Linked DNA regions of Homo sapiens: region 2 is linked to region 1. Evidence: chromatin contacts called from ENCODE Hi-C or POLR2A ChIA-PET data. All regions are on one chromosome and are shown on one strand. Each heading gives the region's core, a stretch centred on a gene start or an enhancer-like site at or near the end of the contact. The rest is flanking DNA. Distances are from core to core; before and after follow the strand shown. Region 1 holds the start of RAB14 (RAB14, member RAS oncogene family). Region 2 holds the start of PSMB7 (proteasome 20S subunit beta 7).

What was found. A loop is a pair of places that touch in the nucleus more often than their neighbours do. ChIA-PET counts read pairs that join two places held with the same protein, here RNA polymerase II (POLR2A). Pooled maps may share reads with other maps.
Region 2: a loop to region 1 is called in a map of CD4-positive, alpha-beta T cell, with 9 times the contacts of the local background. The contact joins the promoter of PSMB7 here to the promoter of RAB14 in region 1. A Hi-C loop is called at or near these places in 1 of 168 maps with a recorded cell type or tissue (CD4-positive, alpha-beta T cell) and 4 of 50 pooled maps. POLR2A ChIA-PET finds 5 or more read pairs at or near these places in 1 of 52 experiments (BJ).

The regions. Positions count from the first base shown.
Region 1 is chr9:121,198,834-121,204,374 of GRCh38, forward strand. RAB14 (RAB14, member RAS oncogene family) reads right to left here and starts at 3,036. Exons shown (of 8, transcript NM_016322.4): 1 at 2,806-3,036. It also overlaps a transcript of GSN not described here and the pseudogene RN7SL181P. RefSeq lists silencers at 2,218-2,467, 2,488-2,957 and enhancers at 2,650-3,149, 2,968-3,187, 3,458-3,617.
Region 2 is chr9:124,413,260-124,419,124 of GRCh38, forward strand. PSMB7 (proteasome 20S subunit beta 7) reads right to left here and starts at 2,183. Exons shown (of 8, transcript NM_002799.4): 1 at 2,105-2,183; 2 at 1,583-1,676; 3 at 649-746. The coding sequence starts at 2,166. RefSeq lists an enhancer at 2,090-2,139.

The DNA.
Region 1 (5,541 bases), core at 1,786-4,285:
TTTGTCAGTCAGGCGGATAAAACTTCTGTAGTTAATCTAATAATCTAATCTAATAAAAATGAGTGGTCAATTTCCTCAACAGTAGTACAAGTAGCCCACCCACTTAAAAAAAAAACCTTACTTTTGACAATATACTTAATGTCACTTTTATATAAATAATGTGAATCATTTTTAAAAGCTGGATTGCTTAATGTGGCAAAAGTAACTTTGATGGTCTTCTATATACAGGAAATAAAGTATTCTAATACTGGACCTCTGTTTACAGAAAGAAAGCACTTAACAACCAAAAAGCCAAAAAAAACCCCTGCACTTACTGCTCAAGTTAAAAGGATTAATAGTGAAAATTTTACTACCGATATTGTGTCTGAGATTTGCTTCAAAATAATTTGGCAAGGAGGAGGCAAGTGTATATTGATGAAGCAAGACTGATCACTGTTGACACTGGCTGATAGGTATATGAATGCTCAGTATGCTACCTGATTTTGTATATATTTAAAATTGTCTAGAATAAGAAGCTTTTTAAAAGTCAAGTACAGTACCTCTAATACTTCTATTTGTCAAACTGTTGTCTTTAGCCATGCCTGGCATTTTTTACCACATAAAAATGTTTCAAGCCTCTTTTAAAAAACATGAAACATCTCTCAATAGCCCAAGTTTTCACATTTTATTTACCTTAATCAAGTTTCCTCCACTAGCACAATATCTTACTGTGACTATGCAAAGATATTTGATATTGATAAAAATGAACACTCCAAATTCTGTTGCAAAGTTGAAGTATGCAACAATGATAAAGTTTAACTGTAATACAAAAAAAGCAACAACTTTTTAAGATGTAGCTTTAATTTCAAGGGATTTTTTAATAGCTATTATAATCTAAGGTTTTACGTCTTTACAATAACTGCCATTTATTGAGGGCCTAACACATGCCAGCTACTTTATAAACAGTCTCTAATCCTAAAAACTCATTTTTCAGATAAGGAAACCGAAGTGATCTACCCGTGGTCATACTACTACTAAATGGAGAGCTAGAATTAAGGCCCAGGTTTAACTCTACATGTAGCTCTCCAAAGCTATACTCCTCTCTCATTCATTCAAAAGATATTAAACACCCACTATGTGCCTGGCACTGTTACAGGCACTGATTTACTATATGCCAAGCAATGTGCTAAGGGCTTTCTTTAAACCCCATTTAATCCTAGCAACAACTCTAAGATGCAGGTCCAATTATCCCCTTTATAGATAAGGACACTGAGTCCGAAAGGTTAAGTAACTTGCTTAAGATCACTTAACTAGGAAGTGGCAGTACTGGAGGGAGAACCCTTGACAGTATGACTCCAAAACTCTTAACCACGACATACCTCTAGGCATGATCAAATAAAACTGCCTAAACAGAACTTGGAAGAAAAAATTTGGAAAGGCTTGGGGGAATAAAGGGGTAGGAGCTGGATTACTGCAAGGTCAAGTTTGTCTTCAACAATCAAATCTAAATAAAAGGCAGTTGTTCCTCTACAATATTTACCTTAGAAAAATAAAAGAATTTTTTAAAGGCAGTTGGGATAGTAACGAAATGAGCAGTAAACTTTGCAAGAGTTCAAATCTGGGCTCTGACACTTGCTGTGGGGTCACCAGGAAGGCACCTGTCCTCTTGGAACCCGTTTCTTCTTCATATATGAAACTGAAATCCTGGCATCTCTCCTTTGGGGTTTGTAAGCATGAGGATTTGCCAGTGTAGTGGTTGACTTTATGGACTTTAGGTCATAAAAGGGTAATCAGCTGTCATCCAATGCGAACACAGTAAAAAAGGAATAAAGTTGTAACTACATTATAAATGGTCATGTCTGTAACCCTAGCCTAATTTTTGAATGTAGTACAGAAACCACCAGCCACAGTGTGAGCCGAAGCCAGTTTGTAATGTACCATCAACAGCCAGACACACATCACAACTTTAGGCCTCAGTTTCCTCACTTATGAAGTGGAGACAACTTATCTCCGAGGGCTACGCGGGGCAAGATAAATAGGTACAAAAATACATAAATATGTACCTGGCCCACAGTTAAAACGCTTAAAACACTCCAGCTCTGTCGTCTTCTCTTAGATTCTAGAAATGCCACAACTTTCTCTTATTTCTAGATGCTCTGTAGGTTCAGGGCCGTAGAGGCTGTCCACGGGCCTCACAGGAACGCACCAAAACCAGGACATCGCAAGCACAGGCGCACAGACCCAGACCCCGGCCCCGGCCCGGCCCGGCTGCAGGGCCGGGCTCCCCACATCGACAAGGACACCGGAGCTGCCCCGAGACGCCAAGAGGGCTGCGAAGAGCTGCCTTTGTACTCAGAGCCAGACGCGGCCTACGGGACGGGACCGCCACGTCTGGGGCTTGCGGGCTGCAGGGCGGCGCGGCACGCGTGGGTACACCCTGCGGGGGCGGGCTGCGGCCGCGGGGAACAGCGGCGAGAGGGGGGCCCGCGGGAGATGCGGTCCTGCCCAGCCGCGCCGAGAAGGCGGGGAAGGCGAGGCCGGAACACACCCTTCCCTGCACGCCTCGGAGCGCCCCGCCGGTTGGGGAGGGCAGGAGGCTCAGGCCGGAGCCGCGCAGGGGACACCTCCGCCCCCGCCCAGGAGTCCTGTCAGGCCGGCGCCGCGGCGCTCACCGCCGACCCACGGGCTAGCCACGGCCTGACGGGGCCTGGCCCCGGGGCGCCGCCCGCCTGCGGCCCAGTCTCCACCGTCCCCACACACGCCCCTCTGAAGAACCCGGCGCGAGGAGGTATCAGCCGGCCGGACACTACGGAAGGCCCGGGTTACCTGGGGGGTTGCTGGTGGCTGGGCAGCTTTCCGGGCGGGAGGGGGGCGTCAGGACCAGGAACAGGAGTGCGGACGCAGCGGGAGAGGGGGCGGGGGCGGTCGACCGAGGCGCCGGCAGGTACACTGGCAGGCCGAGAGGTGCAGACGCGCCGGCAGCAGTAGCGGCAGTAGCAGTGGCAGCGGTGACTGCTCCTGTGCTCCCTCAGTATCTTCCTCGGGCTGGTCCAAGATGGCGGCGCTCCCTGCACAGGGTTTCCTGTCACCCTCGCAATGGGCCGGACCACAAAAGAAGGGGGAGAAGATGCGCGCGCAGCTGGCGGAGCCCGGAAGAGGGTGGCTGAGGCCAGCCCGCTAGCCACGCCCCTTCCTCAGCCCTCACCTCTGGACTTGTCGCGCCGCCGCTGAGGCCCGCCCCACGGGCGCTCGCGCCCGGAGGGAAGGTGGAAAGCGCGTATGCGCAAGCGCAGTCGCGTGTCCTCGCCTCTTGGGGGAGCTACTGCGCAGGTCTGCGTGGAACCTGGTGGGGTGCGCCTGCGTCTTGGAGAACTAGGGTTGTCGCTCGTGGAGACTTTTGAACAATTTTTAAAGCCAACATTTACCACTTATTGGACGCTTACCGTATACTGGCCACCATGCTAAGCATGCATTTACTGCATTCATTCAACGTGTATTTATGGGGGCATTTACTGTATATACCGCTGTATGCTTCGTATATACCGGTCCTGTCCAACAAACGTCGGAGGCACGCATCCCCATTGTATCCATGGAGAAACTGAGGCTCAGGTTGGTCAACTCTCTTGTCCAAGATCACGCAGCTAGGAAGTGACCCTGCATTTCATCTCTATTTTGACTTCACTTTGGGGTTGCCTTTGACAGGGTGAGAGAAATGTGATATTTTTCACAATTTGTCTACCACCTGCCATCTTCCAACTTGCTCTGCCATAATCACTGCCCCAGAAGGTTTCGTGCTTTTCGGGTGCAGGGACACGTTTTGACTTTCTTGGACCCTGAGCACTTTTGCCTTGTGGCTTGTACATTACACACACACATATATTTCACACACATGTAAGTTAAATATATGTATAAATATTTAACATATTTTACAACTGCATTGATATAAACATGACGTATCAATATTATATAACAAAATATTTTCTCTGACCTGAAAGTTCATTTTTTTCTTCTGACTTTAAAAGAATGTAAGCCGGCCGGGCGCGGTGGCTCACGCCTGTAATCCCAGCACTTTGGGAGGCCACGACGGGCGGATCACGAGGTCAGGAGATCGAGACCATCTTGGCTAACACGGTGAAACCCCGTCTCTACTAAAAATACAAAAAAATTAGCCGGGCGTGGTGGCGGGCGCCTGTAGTCCCAGCTACTCGGGAGGCTGAGGCAAGAGAACGGCGTGAACCCGGGAGGCGGAGCTTGCAGTGAGCCGAGATCGCGCCACTGCGCTCCAGCCTGGGCAACAGAGCGAGACTGTCTCAAAAAAAAAAAAAAAAGGAACGTAAGCAAGGAGGGCTGGTAGTCTGCGCCTGTAATCCTAGCTACTGGGGAGGCTGAGGAGAGAGGATCGCTTGAGCCCAGGAGTTCTGGGCTGTAGTGCACTGTGTCACTAGATAGAGTGTCTGCACTTAAGTTCAGGAGGGAGGGACCACCCAGGTTGCCTAAGGAGGGATGAACCGGCCCAGGTCGGAGATGGAGCAGGTCAAAACTCCCGTGCTGATCAGTAATGGGATCATACCTGTGAACAGCCACTGCACTCCAGCCTGGGCAACATGGGGAGACCCTGTCTCTAAAATAAATAAATATTCATTTTTGTTGGCCCCTAAAAGTATTGGAGGCCCTAAGCCCTGTGCATACTGTACTGTGCCTAATGGATAAGGTGGCCCTGCCTTAGTTCCCCACCCCCAAATTAAATCAATCTTTCTCTTAGCGTTCAGGACCTTTTATGAACTGGTTCTGCCATGAACAAGTGAGATTTCACTGTAAAAGTGTGTGCCAGTTTGTACATCTCATATTTTCAGAGACCTGGGTTCGAATTCCTGCTCTATAATCTAATGGTATGCAGTTGTGCATGTCACTTGATTTCTGAGATTGTCAGTCTTTTCTGCAATATGAAAATAGTAATATCTCTCTCAAATAGGTCTTTGTGAAAATTAAATGGGATAGTATATGCAAAATATCTGGTATATAATAAGAAATGGAAATGATTATTACATGATAATCTAATCTAAGGTGATATTGAAATCCTTTTGCAACCCTAGAGGTCTAGGCTTCTATTTCCACATTCTTTAATAAGTATAGTTTGTTGTCACACTTTAACATTTTTGAAACTAAGAAATTTGCCTGTGCCAAGTAAAGGAGAAAACTGTGAACCAATGATCATTAATTGCCCAGGTATGAACTTAGACCTGGCTAGTAAGTTTCCTTATAGCCATTATCACCTGAAGGGAGATCTTTATGTATAGCTGATGTTTATTCAACACTTACTATGTACCAGCAACTGTCCTAAGAATCATGCATATTTTCTCATTTAATCCTTACCACATCCGCATGAAGTCAGTACTATATTTACCCCATTTTATGAATGAAAAAACTGAGTGTCATACAGATCTAAAGTCGTTTAGGTGAAAATTGGGTGGGACTTAAATCTGGCAACATGTGACCTCAGGGCTGTACTAAGCCCTATTCCATTTCCTCCCTTATTTGCTCTTGTTTCACAATAGCCAGCTT
Region 2 (5,865 bases), core at 933-3,432, 3.2 Mb after region 1:
TAAATAGAATCTCACATAAGCAACGGTAGAATAGCTTGGAGATGAGGGAAATAGGGACAGTTCAGACGTAACTGGAGCACAGGGTGATGGCAACTGAAAAAGACGCTTGAAGGGTAGGCTTTCTATGAGACTGTGCAAGGCCACAGAATTTTGATTTTTATCCTAAAAGCCATGTGGAAATGTGACAAGTCTCTTGAAAAGCTTTTTAAGAAAGGGATGCCATCAGATCTATGTTTTACAAAATCCAGTATGGCAGAAGAGTGAACAATAGGATGCCTAAGAGAGGCCAATTAAATGGTAACTGCAATAGTCCAGCTAAGAAAAAAGAACCTCTATGGTTCAAGTTAATGTTTGAAAAAAAGAAAAAGAAAAAAGAACCCAAACTAGAGCCTTAGCAAAGGAAAGGATAGGAGGGAATGGATTCAAGAGGCACAGAGAGGGCAAAACTGGCCACCAATTCAATTGGAGACTGAAGCAAAGAGAGGACTTGAAGTTACTGGCTTAGGTAACAGGTGGCTGGAAATGCCATTTAAGGGAGACAGAAAATACAGGTTGAAAAACAGGTTTTAGTAAGGAGCACAGGAAGGTCAATTTTTAGCCCTGACATGTTTGAAAATATAAGAGTTATTCAAACGAATCAATACTTACTAAATATTAGGAGATATGAAGTGTATTTTTGAACAGTTCTTGTCAGCAACAACCATCCCTTCAGTTGCTCTTGTATCTGCTCCAAGAACTATGCCATCCTATTAAAAAAAAAAGTTTTTAAACAATTTTACAAATATAAGCCAACCGCAACTCTCTATTCTACTTTAGGGAATACTATGTTGGCCATACCACATGCTCCCCTAATCTCAAAACGCCAGCCAAAACTCATAGCAAAAATATTGTGCTACACTTTCAGGATTTAAGAAAAGGTTTCTTAGTAAATGCTACTAATTGAATCCTGAGTAGGTAAGAATTATTCCCATTTTCAAGTGAGGCTCAGGTGTCGGGTAAATTCCTTGTAAATCAGAGCTAATCTGGAAAAAACCTGGATTAAGACTCAGGAATCTTTCCATTAAATTAGCCATCACTATCAATTTCCTTTTAAAACATGTTGCTTTTCTTTAAAACATGTTGCACAGGTAATCATTATCCCTTTTGACGTTTCCAACAATTTAAGGCAGGAGTTATCTCCATTTGATGCATCTGAAGGTGTCCCTGTGAGAAGGAAAGTGAGCTGCCAGAAGTTGGAATCAGCACTATAGAGTTCAAAGGTGAGACAGACCTGTCTGACCCCAAATCTCGTGATCTCCCATCACATACTTCAGCTTCCTAAACTAGTAATTAAGAAGCTAACTGACCTGTTTAAAAAAAAAAAAAAGAAAGAAAGAAAAAACCTCAGCAAAGTGAGGAAAGAACATAAACTGTTAAGAAGCACACAAAACCTGACAAAAGCAGTCGCTCCTGAAAGACGGTCTCCTGATGTATTCTATAGCATTTGCCTTTCCAGACCGAGCCGGGAGAGACACCGGAAGCCAAGTGTTCTGATTCCTGTTGCCGGTTCAGTCACTGCTGCTCTTAGCCTAACCCGGCTTACCTTATAGACCACCCCAGCGATGGTCGTGCCAGTTTTCCGGACCTTTGGAAGCTTGTATCCCCTCTTTGCAAAATCGGCTTCCAAGACGGCATTCCTAAGAGCAAATGAGAGAATCAAGTGTTGAAGGGCAGGACCACATCGCACAGCACTGGCATGAAAAGTGCCTAACAGAGAACTCAGGAAAGCTGCTACTTGTTTTCACGCCCATCTGTTTAATGAATCCTCCCACCATCAGCACTGTTCTCCCGTTTTCCAACGAAGACAGTCTTACAAAGGGGCCGTGACGTGCCTTAGGAGACGGAGATAAACGGTGGCCGAGTGCGCTGGGAAGGTGGGAGAGCAGACCCGGCTTCAGGAGAAACCCACGCCCAGGCCCTGATTCCCCTGAGTCACACTAGCCGCGGGCCACAGGCCCCGCCATGAATTCTTCCCTCAGAATTCTCGTATCACACCTTGGCCCAGCTCCCACCCGAGCACCGCACTCTTCTCCCTCCCTGAACCAAGCCCCAAGCAAGGCGGCACCTGCGGCAGTTATCAAAAGAGAAGCCTCCAACTGGTGGAGCATACACCGACACAGCCGCCATCTTCCCAAGAAAGCAGTTCCGGGTCGGAGGCGGGTGCAAACAAAAAGAGCCGAGCACTTCCGGCGTCGCTGGCAACGGGGGCTGAAGGGGCGGGGCAAACGCCGCACTAGAACGATTGATCTTAGAGATTCTGGTTCCTAGAGAGGCCAGAGATGTTTGAAGTATATCGCCCCAAGTGGCACGGAGGAGAAAGTGACACCCGGAACCGGGAAAGGACTTGTCCAAGGTGAACGCACCAGCGACCAGGTCTCCTGCCGCTCAGACTGGACTTGTTTCTACCGTTAATTTGGTTCTGCGGTGCTTCAGAGACAGACAGACCCAAGTCCCAGGCACAGCCCCACCACCCCCTTGCGTTAAGCAAGTCTCTTCAACTCTCTGAATCTGTTTCCTCCGCTATCAGATGGAGATTACAACCTAGCTCAAAAGGCTGCTGTAGAATGGCCATTAAGTCTGTGAAAAGAGGCTCAACATGATTAGTCATAGGGTGAATGCAAAGCACGACCACAGTGAGATCCCACTTCGCACCCGCTAGGATGGCCATAAACAAAAAGACAGAAAAGCGCAAGGGTTGCGAGAGTGTGGAGAAATTGGAACCCGAATACACGGCTGGTGAGAATGCAAAACGGTGCGGCTGCTCCGGAAAACAATTTGGCAGTTCCCCAAAAAGTATTATCCTCTTAGATACGCACCCGAGAGGGTTGAAGACATGTATTCACAAAAACTTCTACAAAGGTGAGGTAGAAGGCAGGCCTCCATTCAGAGATGGGGCTGAGATACCTGACCAAATTGAGGACTAGCTAAAACAGGGCCTGGACGGAAGCTGTCTTCCCTAAGACTCGCTCACCAGCCAGCCAAGTCAGTTTACCGTTGCCATGGCAACACTCGTGAGTTACCGCCCCTTTCCATGGCAGTGGCACCATAAACCAAAAGTTACTACCCCTTCCCTAGAAATGCCTGCATAAACCACCCCTTAATCTGCATGTAATTAAAAGTGTGTATAAATATGACAGCAAAACTGCCCTGACACTCTGCCTAAGAGGGTAACCCTGCTCTGCAGGAGCAGTCATGGAGCTGTAACGCCGCCACTTCAATAAAGCCGTTTTCTTCTGCCTCTAACTTGCCCTTGAATTCTTTCTTGGGCAAAGCCAAGAACCCTTGTGGGCTCAGCCGCACTTTGGGGCTTACCTGCCCTGCGTCAAAAGGGGTCTCATTGGCTGGGCGCGGTGTCTCACGCCTGTAATCCCAGCACTTTGGGAGGCCGAGGTGGGCGGATCATGAGGTCAGGAGATTGAGACCATCCTGGCTAACACGGTGAAACTCCGTCTTTACTAAAAATACAAAAACTTAGCCAGACGTGGTGGTGGGCACCTGTAGTCCCAGCTAGTCAGGAGGCCGAGGCAGGAGAATAGCTCGAACCAGGGAGGCAGAAGTTGCAGTGAGCTGAGATCACGCCACTGCACTCCAGCCTGGGCAACAGAGCAGAGACTCCGTCTCAAAAAAAAAAGCGAGGGGGGGGTCTCATTATTCACAATAGCCAAATAATGGAAACAAATGTCCATCCACTGATGAATGGATAAACAAAATATGGTAAATTCATTTAATGGAATATTATTAGACCATAAAGAAGTCTGAAGCACAGATACATGTTACAACAGGGATGGACCTTAAAAATATACTGAGGGAAAGAAGCCAGGCACAAAAGGCCACATAGTGTATCATTCCATGTATGTGAAGTGTTCTTAATAGGCAAATCCACAGACAGAAAGTAGATGTTTGGTTGCTAAGGGTTAGGGGAGGAGGAGAGAATGGATAGGACTGTTTAGTGGGCGCAGAGTTTTTGGAAAATGATGAAAATATTCTGGAATTACATAGTGGTATTGGTTGCACGATATTATGAATACACTAAAAACCACTGAGTTGCACACTTTAAAATGGTTAAAATGGTGACTTCTACGTTAGGTGAATTTTATTTTATTTTATTTTATTTTATTTATTTATTTATTTTTTTGAGACTCGGTCTCCCTCTATCACCCAGGCTGGAGTGCAGTGGCATGATCTCAGCTCACTGCAACCTCCACCTCCTGGGTTCAAGTGATTCTCATGCCTCAGCCTCCCAAGTAGCTGGGATTACAGGCATATGCCACCACGCCTGACTAATTTTTGTATTTTTAGTAGAGACAGGGTTTCACCATGTTGGCCAGGCTGGTCTCGAACTCCAGACCTCAAGTGATCTGCCCACCTCAGCCTCCCAAAGTGCTGGGATTACAGGCATGAGCCACAATGCCTTGCCAGTGAATTTCATTTTAATAAGGCTATTGTGAGTATTAAACATTGTACATGAAGACCATCTATCTTAGCATGTAGAAGCTTCTTATAAATAGTTATTATTAATAATACATTCATTTCATCCTGTCAACAAACCTAAGAGATAATTATGTAATTCAACTCATTTTACTGAGGGAATTGAAGGCTCCTTTTACAGCCTGAATGACTGTGGAATGAATTAATTTATTCACTCAACAAATATTTATTGAGCTCCCATTATGCGTCAGACATGGTTCTAGGTGCAAATGAATGAATGAAGCACCTAGAACCAGTGTCTATCACAACTGTGTGTTTAATAAACATTTGTCAAAGGTTGAATTCCCTTTCGTTACCTCTGAGTTTTCCGTTGAAATTAGGGAAATAAATTCATATTCTGCAGTTCTAGCCCCTAGTAACTCAGTAGCTGACCTTACTTGGAAGTATTCCAAATGAATTGAATTTGATTTGATATTACAGAGGTAATCAAGTTAAAAATGAGGTCACTAGGCCCTAATCCAACAGGACTGGCGTCCTTATAAAAATTGGAAATTTGGGTCGGGCATGGTGTCTCACACCTGTAATCCCAACACTTTGGGAGGCCAAGGCAGGTGGATCACTTGAGATCAGGCGTTCAAGACCAGCCTAGCCAACATGGTGAAACCACGTCTCTACTAAAAATACAAAAATTAGCTGGGCATTGTGGTGGGCGCCTGTAATCCCAGCTACTCAAGAGGCTGAGGCAGGGGAATCACTCGAACCTGGGAGGAGGAGGTTGCAGTGAGCCAAAATCATGCCACTGCACTCCAACCTGGGCAACAGAGAAAGACTCTGTCTAAAAAAAAAAAAAAAAATTGGCAATTTGGAGACAGACATGCACACAGGGAGAACCCCATATGAAGATGAAGGTAGACACTGGAGTGATGATCCTATGGGCCAAGGAATGCCAAAAGTTGCCATCAAACCACCAGAAGCTAGGCGCCAGGTCTGGAACAGTCTGCCTCACGGCTCTCAGAAGAAGCAACTTTGCAGACACCTTGCTTTGGACTTGCACCCTCCAGAATGGTGAGACAATAAATTTCTGGTGTTTCAGCCACCCAGATTGTGGTACTTTGTTATAACAGAGCTAGGAAACTCAGACACCTCCTGAGCTCACAGTCCAGGGGAGGAGAGGAAGTCTCAGAAAAGAAAGACTCCCAGCGCTGTGTGCCAACTGCCAGGCGGGGGAAGCATGGGAATGCGAGTGGGGGGCACACACTCTAGGGAAGCCTAGAGGCTCAGACGGTGTGGAGCCCATCGGGACGACAAGGCAAGAGGGTCAGGCACGTGGGCGAAGGCTTGAGATGTGCCAAAAACAAAACCAAACCGAAAACCCTGGACATGGTTTTTAGGAAACAG